2 separate regions of the Homo sapiens genome follow, and region 1 is linked to region 2. A link is a loop called in an ENCODE intact Hi-C map of the cell type or tissue named here. Cell type or tissue: MCF 10A. All regions are shown on one strand. Links, peaks and the distances in the headings refer to the core of each region. The heading gives the core; the rest is flanking DNA.

Region 1 (10,190 bases), core at 999-8,998, 90 kb before region 2:
GTCTCCAAAGTGTTTGAACTACTTGTTCAAGGGGATCTGGTGTTCTCTGTAGCAGAAGCTACTGAGTTATTAGGGGTAAGGCTTCAGCCCTGGGGCAGAAGGAGGACTTGGCAGGGCCCTCTTAGCTCTGAGCATCTGCATACCTTTCTGTTTTTTAGCTGGTGGTTTATCTAGCTTTAGGTATATAAAGATTTATTTGAAAAGGTAGAGTTTGTGGCAGTAATTGTTACCTTCTCTTCTTCTCTCCTCTCTTTCCCCTCTGAAGTGGAGGGGAAACCTGTTTGTTTCATGCCAGCTTCTGCCACTGATGTTTTCACTGCTTTCTGTTCAAGATGTTATGGTGAGGGAGGAGGCAGAGACCAGGGTCAGGAGGATCTTGGAGATCATCCCAGCCAGCACTTTACAAACTGTCTCTGGAAGTTCACATGGATGCTTCAGTGTTTACATTGTTTCAAATTGTTAGCTCTTTTTAAAGTTGTAATAATAATAATATTATTTTTAAAAAATACTGCTATGTGTTATATACTGCATTTTTACGTGTTGAAGGTCACCAGCTTTTTCTTTTAACATCTGTTTAATTGAAGATAATCCTGAGATTATAGGGCAGGCTGTGTTTTTTAAAAAAATGTATCTACTTATTCATCAAATGCATCAACTCTCCATTAAATTAAAAAGATTTTTTTTAGCATTGGGCAACTAAAACCAAACAGAAAACTATACTTTGAGGCAGATGTAAGCTGCAAGCTGTTGTCTCCAATTCCTGAGTTCAGATTATTTGTGTTCATCAGAACAACCTCATTGTCCTCGTTGGTTAATTTTCAGTAAATAAATGTTATTAATTTGAAAATTAGAAATTTGTAATCATAAAATGCACCTCCAAGTCTTACCAATTGAAAGACTTCACTCACTGAAAACCTACCAGCTTCTCAGAGAACATGAAACTGGCATTCCTCAGTTGTTTGGGAATTCCTTCTAGTCCATCATTATTTATTTATTAAATTGTACTCCAGGTGGACTATATAACAAGATCGTATTTGCACAAGAAGGCCTACTTACTGGCAACAACCTTTATATTGTCATGTTCACATCTCAGCAATTGCTTTTTACTTGTGAGTAGACCCTGGCAGCTTTTACTTTTGTAGATTGTGTCAACTTATGAAAAAAAAAATCTCCTCTCCTATCCTCCAGTGTGAGAAATGCTTCCCTCTGCCCAACCCCGGGAAGCACTGCTTTAATTATGAGACCGTTGTTACCTTTTACCTCCTATTCAATTGTTTCCTATGTGCTTAGAGATTTGTTGAGCCATTTGCCCATAAAAATCACTCCAGCAGTTATCGAAAGCCTTGGATGATAAATTAGATCATCCCTCAACCTCTGAGGTCAGGCAGCCCCCACTTCCTTCCTCCTCCTTTCACTAGATCTCTTTTCCACCCTCTCCGTCTGTCTGGGTAGACCTCTCTGACACTACTCCCACCCTTCCCAATTTTTGTGCGCTACAGTGGCTTCCGCCTAAAGCCTTGTTTGCCCTCTGAGAGATGCCCATGGAGCTCCAGGATCTGTGTGTTCCATGACCCCTGGCAGATCACGCTCCTCTTGTGGAAAATGGGAATTTTACATCTCCCTTCCTGCCTTACAGGGTTTGTTGTGAGGGGCAAGGGAGACAGTGAGAGGGTGGTTGGGGGCACTTGAGTGCTGTGGGAATTGGAGGTTCTGCTGCCTCTTCTCTGTGGGGCTGTTATCTGAGCTCTTTCACTCTTTAGTACCGCGTCCCTGTCTCGTCTCAAGAAAGCAGGTAGTGGAAGAGATGGAGAGAGTTCCAGCTTGCCTCCCAGATGAATTAAAATCAATGAAAGTTCCCACATGCACAGAGCCAGATGCATCCCTCTTCCTGTCCACACCCCTGTCACCAAAACAAGTGTGGTGAGGGGCCCCTGCCCTCTCAAGCAGGTCAGCGCAGGCCCTGCAGTAAGGAAGGCCTGAGTTGAATCTTGGTTCTGTCATTTGTAACAGCCATGTGGACCTTCAGGATGATGCCTAGACTTATGCTAAAAATTAATTGGGAGACTGTATGGAGAGGGCTTGTGCCTTGCACATTGTAAGAGCTCAAAAATAGCTATTAATTTTTTGGTGTTTGGAGAGACTGTTGTACTTTCTATAAATAAATTGTACAGTTTAACTCCCTGATTGGACCTGAATAAAAATGTTGGGGTAGGGATAGAAGAAAGGGAATCATTCCATGTGGTTTCTTCCTTCTATTTCTCCTGCCAGCTCGCTTCCCCACCCCAGCCTGGGCACTGCTGTTCGACTGAGACCAGGATTATTCCCACCGCCCAAGAGCAGAGAGGGCTCAGATGCACAGCCTCTGCCTTCGTGGAGTGGGCATTTTCAGGTGGGGATGACATTTTCTAACAAGCCTGGGGCACCTCCTCCCTCCCCACCTCATGGGTCCCTCTCTCATTTTAAAAGCCCTCCCAGGACTTCAAGATGAAACACTTCCACACTGGGCAGAGATTCTCATTGAATTCTCCAGTTCGCTGTCTCCAGTGCTGAGGAGAGACATTTTAATTAATTATAGTCCCATGGGCTCGGGGATCAATAGCAGTGAAGAGCCGTGGAATGAATTCCAGCCTCTGTGCTGTTTCCAGCTCTCCCTGTGACCTTGTACCAGTCGCTCAAGCTCTCTGGGCCTTGGTTTCCTCTTCTCTAGAATGGGAATATTCATTTCACAGGCATAATGAGAATCTTCAAAAAGGTATGGCGATCAAAGTGTTGTAAAATGTAGAGTGCTAACCACAAGTAAGTTATTATTAAGGTGGTATTTATATTCCCAAAGGGTAAGCATGAGTGGTGTTTCTCTTCTGAGCCATTTCTAGAACCTTCTTGCTTTTTGTTAATACGTTAAAACCACCTGGCAGCTTCCATTTTCCTTTCTGAGTCTGAGAAGCAAGCAGCCCAGACAGAATTGGGGGGAGAGGGTGTAGATGGGAAGAAGTTCCTGTTCTGTAAGCCCCAAGTTTCTCCAGCAAGGAAAAGGTAATCATACCTGTGGGACCTGGAATAAGAAGACAGAAGCCTTGGCTTTCCCCGAGAGTCAGTGCTGTTCGCCACACTGGCCACCTCTAGTGCTGAGTCTTTGTTTATTGAAGCCTCTTCTTCTGTTTTCCTGTGTCCTTTTCCCTGCAGTGTATTCTGCACACAGCAACCAGAGTGATCTTTCCAAAACACATCTGGTCATGTCCTTACCCTGCCCAGAGCCCTCCCCCGGCTCCCCTAGACTTTAGGATAAAATCCAGCTTCTTGCTATGGCTGCTCAGGCCCTGCTGCTCCGGCCTCTGACCGCATCTGTAGTCGTAGTCCCCTGCTCTCCCACCTGCTCGCCTTTGGCTCCCAATGTAGCTCATCTACTCCCCGACATGTGCTCTACCTGGGTCCCCAGGCCTTAATGTGCCAGTCTGGGCCTCCCTGGCCAGGTCCTCCACGTGCTTCAGGTGTCTACTGAGACATCATCTCCCCCAGCAAGCCTTCCCTGACCACCCTGCCCTCCTCAGCCTGAGTGGGTTCCTGTGGTGTCCTGTGCTTATGGATGTCTTGGTCCTAACCGTATCCCAGGACAGTCATCCATGTCCTTGGTGGCCTCCCCTCACCTACCCTACAGATGCATGAGCTCCTTTCAGGCTGTGCCTGTGTGACCAGTTTACTGTTCTATCCTCCAGCGTCTAGCACACCTCCTGCCACACAATGCATGCCAAATAATGGATGGAAGAATGGACATGGGCTGTTACCACCAGATTGAAAAACCTGCACATACTAGAATCACCTGGGCACTCTCCCAGCCAACGGCTTCGGCTTCCTGGTGCCACCTTAGTCCTCCAGATTCAGCATTTCTATGGGTGGGCCGGGGAATCTGCATGTTTAACAAGCACACGCCCAGGTGATTATAATGCAAATTTGAGAACCTCTCAGTGATCTTTCCAAGCCCAACGTTTTACAAAACAGATAACTGATCCAGAGACAGTAAGTGAATTCTGTAAGATCTCAAACACTCTCTCGCGCTCTCTCTCTCTCTCTCTCTCTCTCTCACACACACACACACACACACACACACACCACAGAGAGAGAGGGAGAGAGATTTCATTTATGAGATGACATGAACACCCAATGCTTTTCCCACTCCCACAAAGTAGACCTTCAAGAAAACCATGGTAGGCATAGGAGAATTTTTGTCTTTGTTTTAACCTTTGTCCTAAACAGATCTGATCTGGCGAATCTTCACATATTGTTTATTTCCTTTCCATAGGAAGTGCTTAGCCTCCAAGTATGGGCTACTTATTTTTTAACAATTACTTTCACTCCAAGACGTACATAATTTTTTAAACATGGGAATCCCTGATGTTTCATTTTTGTTTTGGAAATGATTTTTAGAGAAGATGAATTATCCTGTCTGATGCCATGAGATCTATTTTTATCATTTGGGATGTTGAGACTAAAACTGACAACATATTTAGTATTGCTTATAGTACTCAGTGACACTGCCTCCCTTTGAAGCCCGCCAGAGAGCCACCATGCAGGAACATGAGTTACTAATTAATTCAACCTGCTCACTGGGACAAAATGGGAAGGAAGAACCCACATTTGACACAGATAAAGTGGAGCATGTTCAAAGCGCCAGGACACCAAGGGATCAGGAAATTATGTCTCAAGGGAAGGGCTGAAGAAACTGCACATTTAGGTTTCCATGGAGGAAACTCAGTGGCTGTAAATGCCAGAAGTGCTGAAATAGGGGTGGGTAGGCTTGCAAGGAAAGTAGACCTGGACCTGAGGGTGGAAGTTACCAGGACAGACCTTCCGCTGGAATATGTGAAAGAACTTCCAAGCAAATGGAATCCTGCAAATAAGCATCCTTAAAAGGGAGTTCCCACAGCAAGAGAAATGTTCAAAGCTGGAGCCATCTGATGGGGCTGTCACAGAATGTCCTGGGTGAGGAGTGGTCTGGACTAGAAGAAGTCCAGGTACCTTTCTGACAGACTCTGGGGTGAACACAAATGGCCACAGGACCAAGCCAGTGACCTGAATGAGTCAGTCATTACTCAGCTCCAGCCAATTGCTTGGGAATGTGGGTCCAGCAAGGCCAGATCCTTCTTCTGATTTTTCAAGAAAAGACAGACTTGTGGATTTTTAAAAATATGGACTGTCCTGAGTTTTAAATATCATGCAGGCCAAATAAAGCCATCTGTGCCTGCAGGGTCTTGATTGTGACCTGCCAGTTTGACCCCTCTGTTCCAGGATTCTCAGGGTTATGTGCACTTTTGTCCTTCACAAGTAAGATAAATGAAATAGGTAGGGATTTTCCTCCTATTCAACAGATGGGCAAGTCAGGACACCGGGAGGTTAAGGGACTTCTAGATAGACGCACTCTTATAATATAAGGTAATGTTATAACAGACAAGGGCTAGAATCAGGGTACGTGGGTGAATAGGTAGTTATGTCCCTCGGCTGCTCCACTGACATTTCATTTTTTAGCTCTTCTCTTAAAATAATATTTGCTGAAGGGAGCACTGGGAAGGCCCCATCCTTCCTATATGACTGGAGCAGGGAATTCTGCCTCCCAGGGGCTCTGGGGTGAGGGGTATCCTCCCTGCACCGCTCCGGGGGTTAGGGTGCCCCTGAGTTGTGCCTTACTGAGTCTGCACATCCTGCACAGAGCTCCTGCCTGGAGCCATTCTAAAACTCAGCCGCTCCTATTCCCCAAGGATCTGTGTCTTTAGGCCTCCAGCCATGCCTGAAATTTCACCATTATAAGCCTGCTTTTGGGTGAAGGCTTCACAGGCACCCAGGAATCACTTTCACAGTGAACACAGGAAAAGGAAAAAAAACCACAGGAATGCAACCTGACATCTCTCTCAGGCTCTAAGTATTGGACTGCCAGGACTTGGGTACTGAAGAAATTAGTTTTGCCACGAAGGCAACCTCAAAAAGCCAGTCATCTTCAAGCCACATTTACAGCACTCCGCAGTGCGACTTGAGGCCTGTCTGCCTAGCTTCCTGCTTCTTGGCCTTCCTGCCACTCTTTATGCTGACACCGCGCTTACAGTAGCAGCTTTCAGACCAACTTGAGGCCTTGCTTACTTTGCCAGTGGACTGCCTGCTTGTTTTTTAAAGGATTTTTTTTTTAAGTATTGGTACTTTTTTTTCCGTGAAGCTTAGTTGAAGTATATTTGAATTACAATAAACTGCACATTTTAAAAGTGTGCAACTTGATCAATTTTAACATATATATAAACCTGTGAAGCCATCATCACAGTCAAGAGAATGAACCTTTCTATCACCTCCAAAAGGTTCTTTGTGCCCCTTTGTTACCCATTCCTCTCTGTGTCCCCTAATAACCACCTGCCTGCTTTTTGTCTTTCTGGATGAGTTTACATTTTCTAGAAATTTGTATTGAAGGAATAATATAGTATGTGTTCCTTTTTGCCTGTTTTTTTTTTTTTTACTCAGCATGATGCTTTTTGACATTCATCCATGTTCTTGTGTGTATCAACAGTGCATTCTTTATTGCTGAGTAGTAGACCATTACATGGATAGACTAATTCATTTATTCATTTACCTGTTGATGGACATTTGGATTGTTTCTAGCTTTGGGTTATTACAAATAAAGCTGTTATAAACATTTGTATACAAGTCTTTGTGTATATATATGTTTTTGTTTTTCTTGGGTAAATACTTAGGAATGGAATGGCTGGATTGTATGGTATATATATATCTTTCTAAGAAACTGCCAAATTGTTTTCCAAAGTGGCTGTATCATGTTGCATTCCCACCATCAGTGTATAAGAGTCTGGCTGCTCCGCATCCTCACCAACACTTAGAATGGTCAGTCTTTAATTTTAGCCATTCTGGTAGATGTGAAGAAGTGACATCTTAATGTCTCACATGAAATTTACATTCTGCCATGAAGAGCATCTCTTCATGTGTTTATTGGCCGTTTTATGTCTTTTGTGAAGTATCTGTTAAAATCTTTTGCCATTTTTTAATTGGATTGTCTTGTTGAGTTTTAAGAATGTTTTATGTATTCTGCCTACAAGTCTTTTGTCTAATATATGTTTTGTGAATATATTCTCCCAATCTGTGGCTTGCCTTTTTGTTTTCCTAATAAGGTATCAGTATCATCTGGCAAAATCTAGAGCATATGGGGTTTCCAGGGATAAGTAAGACATTGAAATTTAACAAATGTAGTAAACCTTAAGAATCCCGTGGAACCTGAATGTGGTACCAACATGAATATTTATCATATTAACTCTGAGTTTGGATATTATTTTGCATAATTTGAGAAAAACACTGTGTAGGGCACCGTACTAGGTGCTAGAAGAGATGGAAGGAAAGGTACAGACATAATCAGACATGGACACTGTTCTCAGGATGCCCTCATCTGTGGAGGGAGAGGCGTAAGGCATGCATTCTAATACTAATCATTATTGCATGCGTGATCTGCTTTATTGGCTTGATAATCCTCAGAACAACCCTCTGAGGTAGATTGTCTTAATTTGGCAGATGTGGAAACAGGCTTAGAGAAGTTAAGTCACTTCCCCAGTTCGTACAGCTAGGACATGGGGGACCTGGATTCAATCCCAATACTGTCTGACTTTGAAGGCCCCATTCTTAACCTTTGGGCTAAATTGCCTCTCTAGTATAAGGTAGACTGTATTAAGGAACTATAAGCAAGTTATAAACAGAGCATTGTAGAGCAAGAAGTGAACATTTATTTTTGGCTCTGTGCCAGAAAGCACCATGAAGGGGTTAGCATTTGAGCTAGGCCTTGAAGGATGTACTTAACCTTGGCAACAAAGATGACAGAAAGGGAATAACAATTGGAGGGAGCAGGCCGGGTGCAGTGGCTCACACCTGTAATCCCAGCACTGTGGGAGGCTGAGGCGGGTGGATCACCTGAGGTTAGGAATTTGACACCAGCCTGGCCAACATGGTGAAACCTCATCTCTACTAAAAATACACAGATTAACTGGGCGTGGTGGTGCAGGCCTGTCATCCCAGCTACTCAGGAGGCTGAGGCAGGAGGATCACCAGATCCTAGGAGGTGGAGGTTGCAGTGAGCTGAGATCGCGTCACTGCACTCCAGCCTGGGTGACAGAGCAAGACCCTGTCTCAAAAAAAAAAACTAAAAAACTAAACAACAACAGCAGAACAATTGGAGGGAGCAGCATAAGTAATGATGCAGAGGTGGGAATGGTCCTGGGATCTGTTGACTATAGCCTCATTTTCCTTAAGGGGAACAGAGAGAAAAGGCGATTAAAATCTATTCTCAAAAGTCCTTGAAATTTGGGCTTAGAAGTTTGAATTTGATTCCAGAGGCAATAGTGATCCACTGAAGCATTTGAGCAGCGGGGAGGGGAAGTATTATAGAAGGTTGTGTGTCCTAGAAGGACAAGGAAGTAGAGGAGGTACAGAGAACCGTTGGGGATCTTGTGGTCCCCACTGTAAGTGTTGGGGCCCCCAGCTAGGTCATTAGCCACAGAAATGGACAAGAAAGGATAAATACATAATCCAAAAGTAGTAGCCACCTTCCCCATTCATCATTCTTATTCTATCAATTCTTCTATAATCTGGGACTAATTTGACCCAGTCTCTTGCTTCCTCCTTCTTCCTCGTCCATCTGTATTTTGCATACTTCATTGCTCTCAGACGTAACAAGGGAGAAGAGAGAAACTCAATTTGTCCAGCTTGTAATTTGTTAGCTAATTCTGATAAATGAGGTGGTTCCTGGAAAAGGCAGAAACTTTTGGCTAAAATGAAGTTTTATACTATTTGTACATTTATTTATTCATTCATTAAGCTAACCAGATTCATTCATTTACCATTCATTCATCCAAACATTTATTCATTCTATAAACAGTCATTTGATATTTATGGAGTATCTAATATGTTAATATGTGCCAGACATTGTGGTAGATACTGAAGATACAGTGGACAACAGAACACAGTCTCTGTCTACAAGAAGCTCACTTCTTTTTTTTTTTTTTTTTTTTGAGATGGAGTCTCGCTCTGTCTCCCAGGTTAGAGTGCAGTGGCAGGATCTCGGCTCGCTGCAACCTCCACTTCCCGGGTTCAAGTGATTCTCCTGCCTCAGCCTCCTGGGTAGCTAGGACTACAGGTGTGCACCACCATGCCTGGCTAATTTTTTGTATTTTTAGTAGAGATGGGCTTTCACCATTTTGGCCAGGCTGGTCCTGAACTCCTGACCTCAAGCAGTCCACCCACCTCAGCCTCCCAAAGTGCTGGCATTACAGGCGTGAGCCACCACACCTGGCCTTTTTGGGGTTTTTTTGTTTGTTTTTTTTTAGACAGAGTCTTGCTCTGTCACCCAGGCTGGAGTGTAGTGGCGCAATCTCGGCTCACCACAAGCTCCGCCTCTTGGGTTCACGCCATTCTCCTGCCTCAGCCTCCCAAGTAGCTGGGACTACAGGCACCCGCCACCATGCCCGGCTAATTTTTTGTATTTTTAGTAGAGATGGGATTTCACCCTGTTAGCCAGAATCGTCTCGATCTCCTGACCTCGTGATCCGCCCACCTCGGCCTCCCAAAGTGCTGGGGATTACAGGCGTGAGCCACTGCGCCCGGCCTTTTTTTTTTTTTTTAAAGGCAGGGTCTCACTCTGTCGCCCAGGCTGGAGTGCAGTGGAATGATCATGGCTCACTGCAGCCTTGACCTCCTGGGCTCAAGTAGTCCTCCCAACTCAGCCTCCTGAGTAGCTGGGACTACGGGCATGTGCCACCACACTTGGCTAATTTTTTTTTTTATTATTTTTATCTTTTGTTGAGATGAGGTCTCACTGTGTTGCCCAGGTTGGTCTTGAATTCCTGAGCTCAAGCGATCCTCCCACCTCGGATTCCCAAAGTGTTAGGATTACAGGTGTGAGCCACTATGCCCAGCCAAAGTTCACATTTTAATGGAGGATTCGTTCTGCCATCTTCTTTTGGATTTTCTTTTTGTCTTACCTTTCTATGTTCCTTTTCCTCTGCTTTCTTTCCTTTGGATTTTTTTCTCATTTTACTTTTTCCCTCTCATCTGCTAAAAGAGTTTCGTATTATTTCTCTACTTTGAATAGTTAACCAAGAAATTTAACATGCCATTGTTTTCACTCATAGGTGGGAATTGAACAATGAGAACACTTGGACACA
Region 2 (10,190 bases), core at 1,327-9,326:
GCTACTGCACTCCAGCCTTAGTGACAGAGCAAGACCTCATCTGTAAAAAAAAAAAAAAAGAAGAAGAAGAAATAGAAACTACCAAAATGATGGACTTTAACCTGACCATATCAATAATCACATTAAATGTAAATGCTCTAATTATTCTGGTTAAAAGGTGGAGATTGTCAGATTGGATAAGAAAACAAGATTCAAATACATGCTCCCTGCAAGAAACACACTTTAAATGTAGAGATACAAATAAGTTAAATGTAAAAGACAGAAAAGATATACCATGCTAACACCAGTCAAAAGAAAGCTGCAGAGGCAATATTAATATCAGTCAAAATAGATTTCAGAGCAAAGAATATTACCAGGAATAAAGAAAGTTATTCATAATAAAAAAGTAATTCATAAGGAAGACATAGCAATCCTAAATGTTTATGTACTTAATCAGTGAGCTTCAAAATACATGAAGCAAAAACTGATAAAACTATAAGGAGAGGCCGGGCACAGTGGCTCTCACCTGTAATCTTAGTACTTTGGGAGGCCAAGGAGGGCGGATCACCTGAGGTCAGGAGTTCCAGACCAGCCTGACCAACATGGTGAAACCCTGTCTCTACTAAAAATACAAAAATTAGCCAGGCATGGTGGCACGTGCCTGTAATCCCAACTACTCAGGAAGGTGAAGCAGGAGAATCACTGGAACCTGGGAGGCAGAAGCTGCAGTGAGCCGAGATTGCGCCACTGTACTCCAGCCTGGGTGACAAAGCGAGACTCCATCTCAGAAAACAACAACAACAACAAACTATAAGGAGAAATTTAAAAAGCCACAATTATGAGATTATGAGATTTCAACACCTCTCTCTCAATAATTGGTAATACAGATAGACAGAAAATCAGCAAGGATATAGTAGACTCTCACAGCACTGTCAACCAATATGACCTAATTGACATTTATAGAACACTCCAACCAATAAGAGCAGAATACACATTCTTTTCAAGTGGATATGAAACATTTACCAAGATAGATTATATTTTGGGCCAGAAAACAAGTCCTCATAAATTTAAAAGGATTCAAGTGATACAAAGTATCACTCTAACCACAATGAAATTAAACTTAGAAATCAATAACAAAATAATCCTTTTAAACTTTCCAAACGATTAGAAAGTATATTACTTACATGTAAATAACAGATGGGTCAAAAAAGAAATCAAAAACAAAATTAGAAAGTATTATTAACTGAATGATAATGAAAACACAATATATCAGAATTTGTGGAATGTCACTAAACTACTACATAAGGGGAAATTTGTAGCATTAATGCCTATGTTAGAAAAAAAGAATGGTCTAAAATTGATGACATCAACTTCCACTTTCAGAAACTAGAAAAAGAAGAGCAAATTAATCACAGTAAACAGAAGAAAGGATGTGAAAAAGGGCAAAGCAGGGATCAATGAAACAGAAAATCAAGGAAACCAAAAGCTGGTCAAAAAACAACAACAACAACAAAAAAAACTTAGGAGAAATTTAAAAAGCCACAATTATGAAATTATGAGATTTCAACACCTCTGTCTCAATAACTGGTAATACAGATAGACAGAAAATCAGCAAGGATATAGTAGACTCTCACAGCACTGTCAACCAATATAACCTAATTGATATTTATAGAACACTCCACCAATAAGAGCAGAATACACATTATTTTCAAGTGGATATGAAACATTTACCACTTTGAAATGGTCAATTAAATTGATTAACATCTAACCAGCTAGAAAAAGAGAAAAAGAAGACAAAAATTACCAATATCAGGAATGAGAGAGATGACATAACTATAGATTCTATAACTATTAAGAGAATAATAAAGGAATATTCTGAACAACTTTGTGCCAAAACATCTAACAGCTTCGCTGAAATGACAGATTCTTTGAAAGACACAAACTGCCAAAACTCACTTAAGGAGAAACGATCAACCTGAATAGTCCTATATCTATTGAAGAGATTGACAGTGTAGTTAAGTACCTTCCCATAAAGAAAACTTTAGGCCCAGATGGGTTCACTGATGAATTATTTCAACAATTTAAGAAATAATTCTGGCCGGGTGTGGTGGTTCACGCCTGTAATCCCAGCTTTGTAATCCCACTTTGGGAGGCCGAGGTGGGCAGATCACGAGGTCAGGAGATTGAGACCATCCTGGCTAACATGGTGAAACCCCGTCTCTACTAAAAACACAAAAAATTAGCCAGGCGTGGTGGCAGGCGCCTGTAGTCCCAGCTACTCGGGAGGCTGAGGCAGGAGAATGGCGTGAACCCAGGAGGTGGAGCTTGCAGTGAGTCGAGATCGCACCACTGCACTCCAGCCTGGGCGACAGAGTGAGACTCCATCTCAAGAAAAAAAAAAAAAAGAAATAATTCTATACAAATTTTTCCCCAAAATTAAAGAGGACGGGGTACTTTCCAACTCACTGTAAAACCAGCATTATCCTGATACCAAAATCAGACAAAGATATTACAAAAAAAGAATTTTACAGACCAATATCCCTCATGAATGGGTTGGGCAGGTGGTATCATCGTCATTATTCACTTTTCTTCAGGTCAGCAACTAGAAGATCAAAGGATAAAGAGGTGTGCCAAAGTCACACAGGTACACCCTGAGCAGGGTTGTATGTTTAGTGAAAAATAATAACAATAAAGTATGAAAAGAAAAACCTAGAATTCTATACCCAGTGAAAATATCTTCCAAAAAAAAAAAGATACCAGATAGAAATAGAGATCTTTATTCACAAAGAATAAAGATCTCTATTTCTATCTGGTATCTTTTTTTTTTATTATTTCTGTCTGGTATCTTTATTCACAAAGAATAAAGATCACTGCAAATAGTAGCCACGTGGGTAAATATATGCTATTTTTCTTATTGTTTAAATCTTTTAAAAGATAATTGTGGGGTAGAATGTAGTTGGAAAGGGATTTGTTACCATGGTTTGCCAACCATTGCGGCATTCAAAACACCCAGATAAAATGGTGGGGAATCAGAAGGAGGGAGTGGACTGTGAGGGAATAGCATCCTGGGCCTAGCAGAGCTGGTGGCTGAGGTCCTATTCAGGGACCACCCACTTGCCCCCATAATAATGTGGCCTTGGTGATGCTGAGTTTGGCTCGAGGAGTAGAAAACTTGATGTTCATAAATATTCCCATAGCAGAAAGGAAGTCTTCTCGAATGGTGATGTAAGCCTGGGGCAAGAAAGGGCAGGGATGTAACAAGAATTGAGCTTTCCTGCCCCACGTGGCATCACCAGCTGTGCATCCCTGTCGGAGACCCTGAGAACTAGGAGAAGCTGTTGGCAGAGCTGCTGCCTGTGCTCTCGGGCTCCTGCTTTGCATGCCCACCCAACTGACGTATCCAGAGCTAACTAGATCAGGAACTTTATCTACGGTAACTGTGTGTTTGTTATGGGCTCCTTTCTACCCTTCCACCTCCAGTCTGCAGCTCATCTGAAATGCAGCCAGCCCTTACTCAGGCTTATTATGCTAAAATGATCAAGAGATAGTCCCTGTCTTGAAGAGATTTCAAGCATATTAGTCACTTAAAACTGTCTCTGAAAGCCATTTATTCATTCAGCAAATATCTATTGAGTGTCTATTTTGTGTGCTTACTGTATGGCCTAGGTCCTAGGGAATCAGCAATGAGCAAATAGTCAAAATCTCCTTCCCTCCTAGAGCTTACATTCCACTGGGGGTAGGGGTGGGAGAGTCATAATATAAACAAACAAATAAATGGATTGATTTTTTAGATAGCAATAAGTGATGTGGGGAAAAAAGATTAACAGGATAAAGGGTAGAAAAAATAATAAGAATGGGGTAGATTTTATTTCAGGGGTCAGGGAAGTGCTGTCAGATAAGATGGCATATGAACAGAGCTATGAAGTGGTGAGAGGCCTAGCAGGAAAGTTGACCAGGGGAAGAGCACTGCAGGCAGAGGAAACAGCAAATGCAAAGGCCCTGAGACCACTGTGCCTGGCTTGTGGAGGCCAGTGTGGCTGGAGCCTGATGATGTGAATGATGAGAAGTTAGGCTGGAGAGGTGTCTGGGTGGTGGTCGGGTTGTAGTGGGGCTGGAGCTTTTCCCAAAATGACTAAGACGGGATGCCACTGGAAGGTTTTGAACAGAGAGTGACATGATCTGATTTTCATGTTAAAAGGATCACTTTGGTTGCTATTTTAAGAATAGACTGTAGGCAGCCAAGGGTGGAAGCAGGGAGACTAGTTAGGAGTATGTTAACAGCAAGGCAGGGGAGCGTGAGAGTGAGTCAGTCCACAGTAGGAGTAGTGGAGTAGCCATGGCTGAATTCTGGACATACTTGGAAGGTGGAGATGGAGGTGCCAGGATTTACTTACAAGAATGTGGATATGAGAATAAGAGAGAAGCCAAGGATAATGCCAAGGTTTTTGGCCAGAGCAGCTGGGGAGATGGAGTTGCCATCTGCAGGAATGGAGATGACTTTGGGAAGAGCAATTTTGGGGAAAATCACGATTTTGATTGCAGACAAGTTTGCGACACTGTTTCACATCCAAATGTCAATGTCAAGTAGGCAGTTGAATAAATGATCTCATTTGTGTTGTGAAAAATGGAAATAGTGACAAGATTTTTTTCTGAGTTGCTGTGTTTTTATTGTGGTTTTAATTAACTCACCTTCCTAGAATATCAGGAAATGCCTGAGGCATAACAGATAGTAAGCCTAAAAATGACCCAAGACCGGACGTAGTCTGTGGCGTGCAGTGTAATGGAGTTTGTGGTCAGCGTTCAGGTTATGGCGAGAGCGGTACCCATAACCTTCCACCCTTTTTGTTGGGAATGAATGACGGGAGTCTGCACCCGCCCCCACCCCATGGTGCAGAGTGGCTTGTCAGACCCTCCATAGAATAGAGACAGGCTTCAAAGACTATTTAGTACTTATTAGCAGTTTTTACCCTTTTTATCATGATTCATGTGGTAGAGCAAGCTCGCCTGACACCTTTATAATGGAGTACTTCAGTATAAGATTAGTGCCCCAGAGATACTCAGAGTTCAAGAGCAATGCAGCCTCCCTGTTTTGGTAGGTTGTTAGCGAGGCTGTTGTGGGAGGGGAGGGCCTGTAGATGGAATGATTTGTAAGCTGGGAAAGGAAAAAATCTAGGTTTTTCTTTTTTTGGACCATCACTGGGTTTTTTTTGTTTTTTTTTTTGTTTGTTTGTTTGTTTGTTTGTTTGTTTTGTTTTTGAGACAGAGTCTCGCTCTGTCATCCAGGCTGGAGTGCAGGCGTGATCTCGGCTCACTGCATCCTCCACTTCCTGGGTTCAAGCAATTCTCCTGCCTCAGCCTCCCAAGTAGCTGGGATTACAGGCGCATACCACCCACCACACCTGGCTAATTTTTGTATTTGCAGCAGAGACAGGGTTTTACCATGTTGGCCAGGCTGGTCTGGAACTCCTGACCTCAGGTAATCCGCCCACCTCAGCCTCCCAAAGTGCTGGGATTACAGGCGTGAGCCACCGTGCCTGGCCACATCACTGGTTTTTTAGGAGACTTAAATCAGCTCTTCTCCTTTGAAATTAAATGACTCCCTTCTGAACAGTGGTGTTTCTTCCACGATAACAGTTATTGATCCATTGGACCTAATATTGAGATTTAAAGGTGCTCATATACCTTAAAATAAAATGCAGCCAATAACATTTCTTACATTGACTTCTTTTCTCTAATTTTTAAAAGAGTTCAGTGAATTCAGCCCTGAAGTTGAAATTGTGAAGATAAATAATCTACAGCAAAATGGCTGCCTATCAACTAAAAATTATATGGGCATCTACTCCCTACAATTTATGCTAGATAAAAGCCACTTACATCTATGTGACTGGATGTGTGGCTTGTTTTCTTTTTATTATTTCTGCAAACAGATGCATTTTCTGAGTCTTCTAGAAATGGATGCTGTGTTCTCCATTAATAACAACATGTACCATTTGTCGAGTGCTCCTATTTATTTATCGATGTACCGGGCATTGTGCTGAACACATTGCCAGTTGTATCTTACTTGTTCCTATTCAGAATTGTTGTGTGATGATGATTTATTTCTTTTATACTCAACATTGTCTTCTGGTTTACAAACTGTTACAACTATTTTGTGGTTTAGCCTCTCTGCAATTGTGTCAAATGGGGAACATCACTAGCTCCATTTTACAGATGCACAAACTAAACCTCAGAGAACCTCAGCCCTTTGTTCCAGTTCACACTGCTAGTAGAAGGCAAAGAAGGCTCGACCTAGATCCAAGCCTGTGTTTTTTCTATTGCATCATACACAGACTGAGACCTGAGACCTGAGACCTGAAACCCGTGTCTCACAGAGAATGGAGACTTTTTTTTTTTTTTTTAAGACAGATTCTCACTCTCTTGCCCAGGCTGGAGTGCAGTGATGCAATCTCAGCTCACCGCAAATTCTGCCATTCAGGGTGAAGCAATTCTCATGCTCAGCCTCTCGAGTAGCTGGGACTATGGGCACACGCCACCACACCAGGCTAATTTTTGTATTTTTAGTAGAGATGGAGTTTCACCATGTTGGCCAGGCTGGTCTCAAACTCCTGGCCTTGAGTTGATCTGCCCACCTTAGCCTCCCAAAGTGCTGAAATTACAGGCATGAGCCACCGTACCCGGTGGAGGGAAACGTTTTTAAATCTGAATCCTCTGTCCATGAAGGTACTTGGACCAGGCCTAGTGAGTGGTATTTGCTACATAAATCCAGCAAACACAACCAGCCGACTCCTCTGCATGCATCGCATTCACCATGCAGAAGGTAATATGTTCTTGTCCAGGAGCAGATAAATAGCATTCAGCAAAATTGGTTACAGAGATGAGTTTGATTTCTAAGTGGTGTTGGCCTTGAAAGGGTTTAAGCAAAAAGAAAATAATGACTGGAAGATAAGAGTGATTATCAGTTCTCTCCCTTCATTAAGATGGTATCAAGGGCAGTGTGATGATAAGACAAGCAGAACAGCTTAGCTTAGGAGCACTGTTACATAGAAGAGAACATAGTTCTTTCTTGATTGGAAGCCTCCTTCTCCACACCTTTCAGGGGAAGAAATCAATAGTCCCTCTCCCCTCTCTATCCCCCCACTTTACGCTCCAATCCTAAGTCTGCCTGGGTAATGAATTGTAACAGTTTAGTAGCTTTCTATAGTTTTTTCTTTGCTTATACAGTATATAGAGACATATGAATGGGGCTTAGGGTTTTGTTTTGTTTTATAAAAATGTGGTTGTACTATTGTGTTTTATTCTACAAGTACTTTTTTCACTTAATATATTGTGGTCACATTTTAAGATATTTCTAATAGCTGTGTAATATTCCATAGGAATATAATTTAGTCAACAGTTCCTCTGTAGACAGACATACAGGTCATTTCCAGGTCCTTGCTTCTGGAAAAAGTGTGGCAAAAAACATCCTGGAACACATATCTTTACATTTTTATTTCTTCTTTTCTCCTCTTTTATGAATCATCAAGAAACTTGATATTAAAGTCCATTTCCTTCTAAGGAATGTTTGCCTGGCAGCTGGCAGCTCACTGGGATGTGAGGTGTGGTCCTTAGGGTTATTTTGTGCCTTGCACACCATATTCATCCATTAGAGTTCCTCTTTCCTGCTGTCATCCTTGGTTTAAAGCTTGAGTATGTGGAATATATTGCATGTTACATCTGTAGGAGGGCCAAAAATTTTATCATGTGGGACAGCAGTGTGAAGAAACTGTCACTAGATTTTTTTAAAATGTTATTGTTAGGCTGGGTGCGGTGGCTCATGCCTTTAATCCCAACACTTTGGGAGGCCGAGGCAGGTGGATCACTTGAGGTCAGGAGCTCGAGACCAGCCTGGCCAACATGGTGAAACCACATCTCTACGAAAAATACAAAAATTAGCCGGGCGTGATGGTGAGTGCCTCATAGTCCCAGCTACTTAGGAAGCTGAGGCAGGAGAATTGCTTCAACCTGGGAGGCAGAGGTTGCAGTGAGTTGAAATCACATCACTGCACTCCAGCCTGGGTGACAGAGCGAGACTCTTGAAAAAAAAAAAAAGGTACTGTTTTTATAACCATCTTAAAACTAGATATGACCTAAATAAAACAGTTCCCAAAATGTAAGTTCAAAAGGAAGGAAAAGAAAGCACAAACCAAGATCCTTTAAACACTCCTTGTACCTGAAATCTCTGGTCCTAGTCAGGGGGTGCACAACTAGTGGCAAACTGATACTGCTGAGGTTTATAATTAACAATATGAATAATAAGAATAAACCTCTGTGTGTTTCTTAGCTGTCTGTTGAACAGGGACTAGCAGGTGGGTTTGGCTGGCTCTCAGCAAAGCATCCCCTGAATGGCAAAGGGCTTTCATAAAGATGTCAGCCTTGGCACACGTTGTCAAGTAATCTTTTGGGTCCTTTTATTCCAGTCAGACTGTGTTAAAGAGAAAGCTCATGTCTGTCTCATCCCCGAGAGGAGGGTAGAGAAGGGCTGGAGAGCTGAGCCTGAGCCTTGAGCTGAGGAAAGAGGCTTACAATCAGTATGTGTCAGGAGAAGGCCTAAGTCTGCAGCTCGAGGGAGGATGGGGGAAAGGGAACAGGGACTTTTCACACTCTACCCACTAAGACTCAGTTTCTGCCTCTTATTCTGGTGGAGCTGTCTCTGACTTCCACTTAGTCAGTTTCTTGATGGCTCCAAGACGACTGGACATAGTCTTTCTGAGAATGTTATATTTTAAGGGACTGTCCTTTTTGCAGAATAGAGAGGAGAAAATCCTAGAATTTTGAACTTACACCATTTGCTGGAAAATGACCTATACCGTGGCCTCTGTAAAGTGGAAACTAAATTTACATTCCAGATGCTGTACCAGGTGCATTCACATATGGCACCTCTTTTATTCCTTGTGACAGCCTTAACAGGAAGGATGTATTTTACCCAAGAGGAAACTAAGTCTCAGGGAGGTTATGACTTTCCCAAGGTGACCCAGCCACTAAGTGACAGACATGGATTTTGAACCCAGATCTGAGTGTCTCTTCAGCCTATCCATTTCCCTCACCACACCTGTAGTTGCATCCCAAGGAAGTGCCCTTCCTAGAATTCTTACCCTTGGACCAAGGGCCACTGTTTGAGATGTGGATATGCTGTCTCCCTCTGTGACCCTGGGAAGGTCCCTCCTCATTCTAGACCTCAGTTTCCTCATCTTTAAACCAAGGAGCACAAATGATATGAGAGTCAGGCTTTCCAGACTTAATATTCATTGCTTCTGATTGGCCTTTCAGGTTAAAGCTCCGTATGTGGCCTGGGAATGGTAGTTGGCTTTCTGCCTTGGTCCTCAACCCAAAGAGATGCTGGCGTCTGCCTATCTGCCTCCCCGCCTCCCACAACATACAAACCAGCTCCCAACCAGCTCCATCTCGTTAAGGGAAAATCCAAAATTGTCATCTGCTTGGCAAAGGGGGGTATGTTGGATTTGGTTACCATGTGAAAGTGCTAAAGTGGTACCCCTTTCCAGAAGATGATTGTTTATCTAGGAGTCCAAGCACTAAAAGCTTTCAAACAAGAGTCACTTGACAATTTTTAAAATGATAATTTCCTTAAAAAAAAAAGACTGAAATTGCTGAAGAGTAATTTGCCACAATGTGCAGAGCATAGAGATGGTGAAGTGCTGTGAACTACAAGTAATTGCTCTTAATGTCATGATGGCCCAGTTGGTTCAGTGTTGATAGGGCCTTGCAAATCGTGTAGAACAACAACAGTGTGTCCTAGCAGTCTCAGTGTCTATGACCTGGAAGTCCAGGTTTCCATATTAGTGGTACTTCTGAAGTTTAGAAATCTTAACTCTAAAAGAATCCAATTATTTTCACAATCAAAAAAAAATAAAAATAATTGATTCAGCTGTAGTACAACTTTTGGATGCTTACTCTTGGTTTTTTAATCCAGGGAACAGATTTAGAGATAGGACAGAATTCCTTGGCTTCATGGTTACCTCAGCTAATGGAGTATCCCATGCAAGGAATCACGGGCAATAGAGGGAAATGGGAATGTTTTCTAGGTGGAATGTGAGAAAGGCCACACAGCCAAGCCCCGCAGGGGAAGGAGGTGGAGCCACGGCACAGACAGGCCTCTTAGTGCCTGAAAGGGGAAATTTTTCCAAGGCTGGCCTCCAGGTTCTCTTATGATCTCC

Evidence for each region. Hi-C counts contacts between places; a loop is a spot of excess contacts. Peaks named below come from ENCODE experiments on the same cell type or tissue, not always from the same donor. Only the 100,000 strongest peaks of a DNase experiment are listed, where the experiment ranks them.
Region 1: a loop joins it to region 2, with 2.4 times the contacts of the local background. A loop is called at or near these places in 3 of 110 quality-filtered maps.

What each region holds. Positions count from the first base shown.
Region 1 is chr5:154,215,761-154,225,950 of GRCh38, forward strand. All of the region lies in intron 1 of GALNT10 (polypeptide N-acetylgalactosaminyltransferase 10), which reads left to right. LOC107986465 (a long non-coding RNA gene) reads left to right here and starts at 2,396. Exons shown (of 2, transcript XR_001742939.1): 1 at 2,396-3,931; 2 at 4,298-6,673. RefSeq lists enhancers at 3,032-3,538, 3,539-4,043. In MCF 10A, for the core only: no CTCF peak of the experiment used is centred there; DNase peaks (open chromatin) are centred at 5,091 and 5,911.
Region 2 is chr5:154,305,253-154,315,442 of GRCh38, forward strand. All of the region lies in intron 3 of GALNT10 (polypeptide N-acetylgalactosaminyltransferase 10), which reads left to right. Among named protein-coding and RNA genes, the nearest start is that of MIR1294, 37 kb to the right of the region's middle. In MCF 10A, for the core only: no CTCF peak of the experiment used is centred there; DNase peaks (open chromatin) are centred at 4,319, 4,729 and 6,379.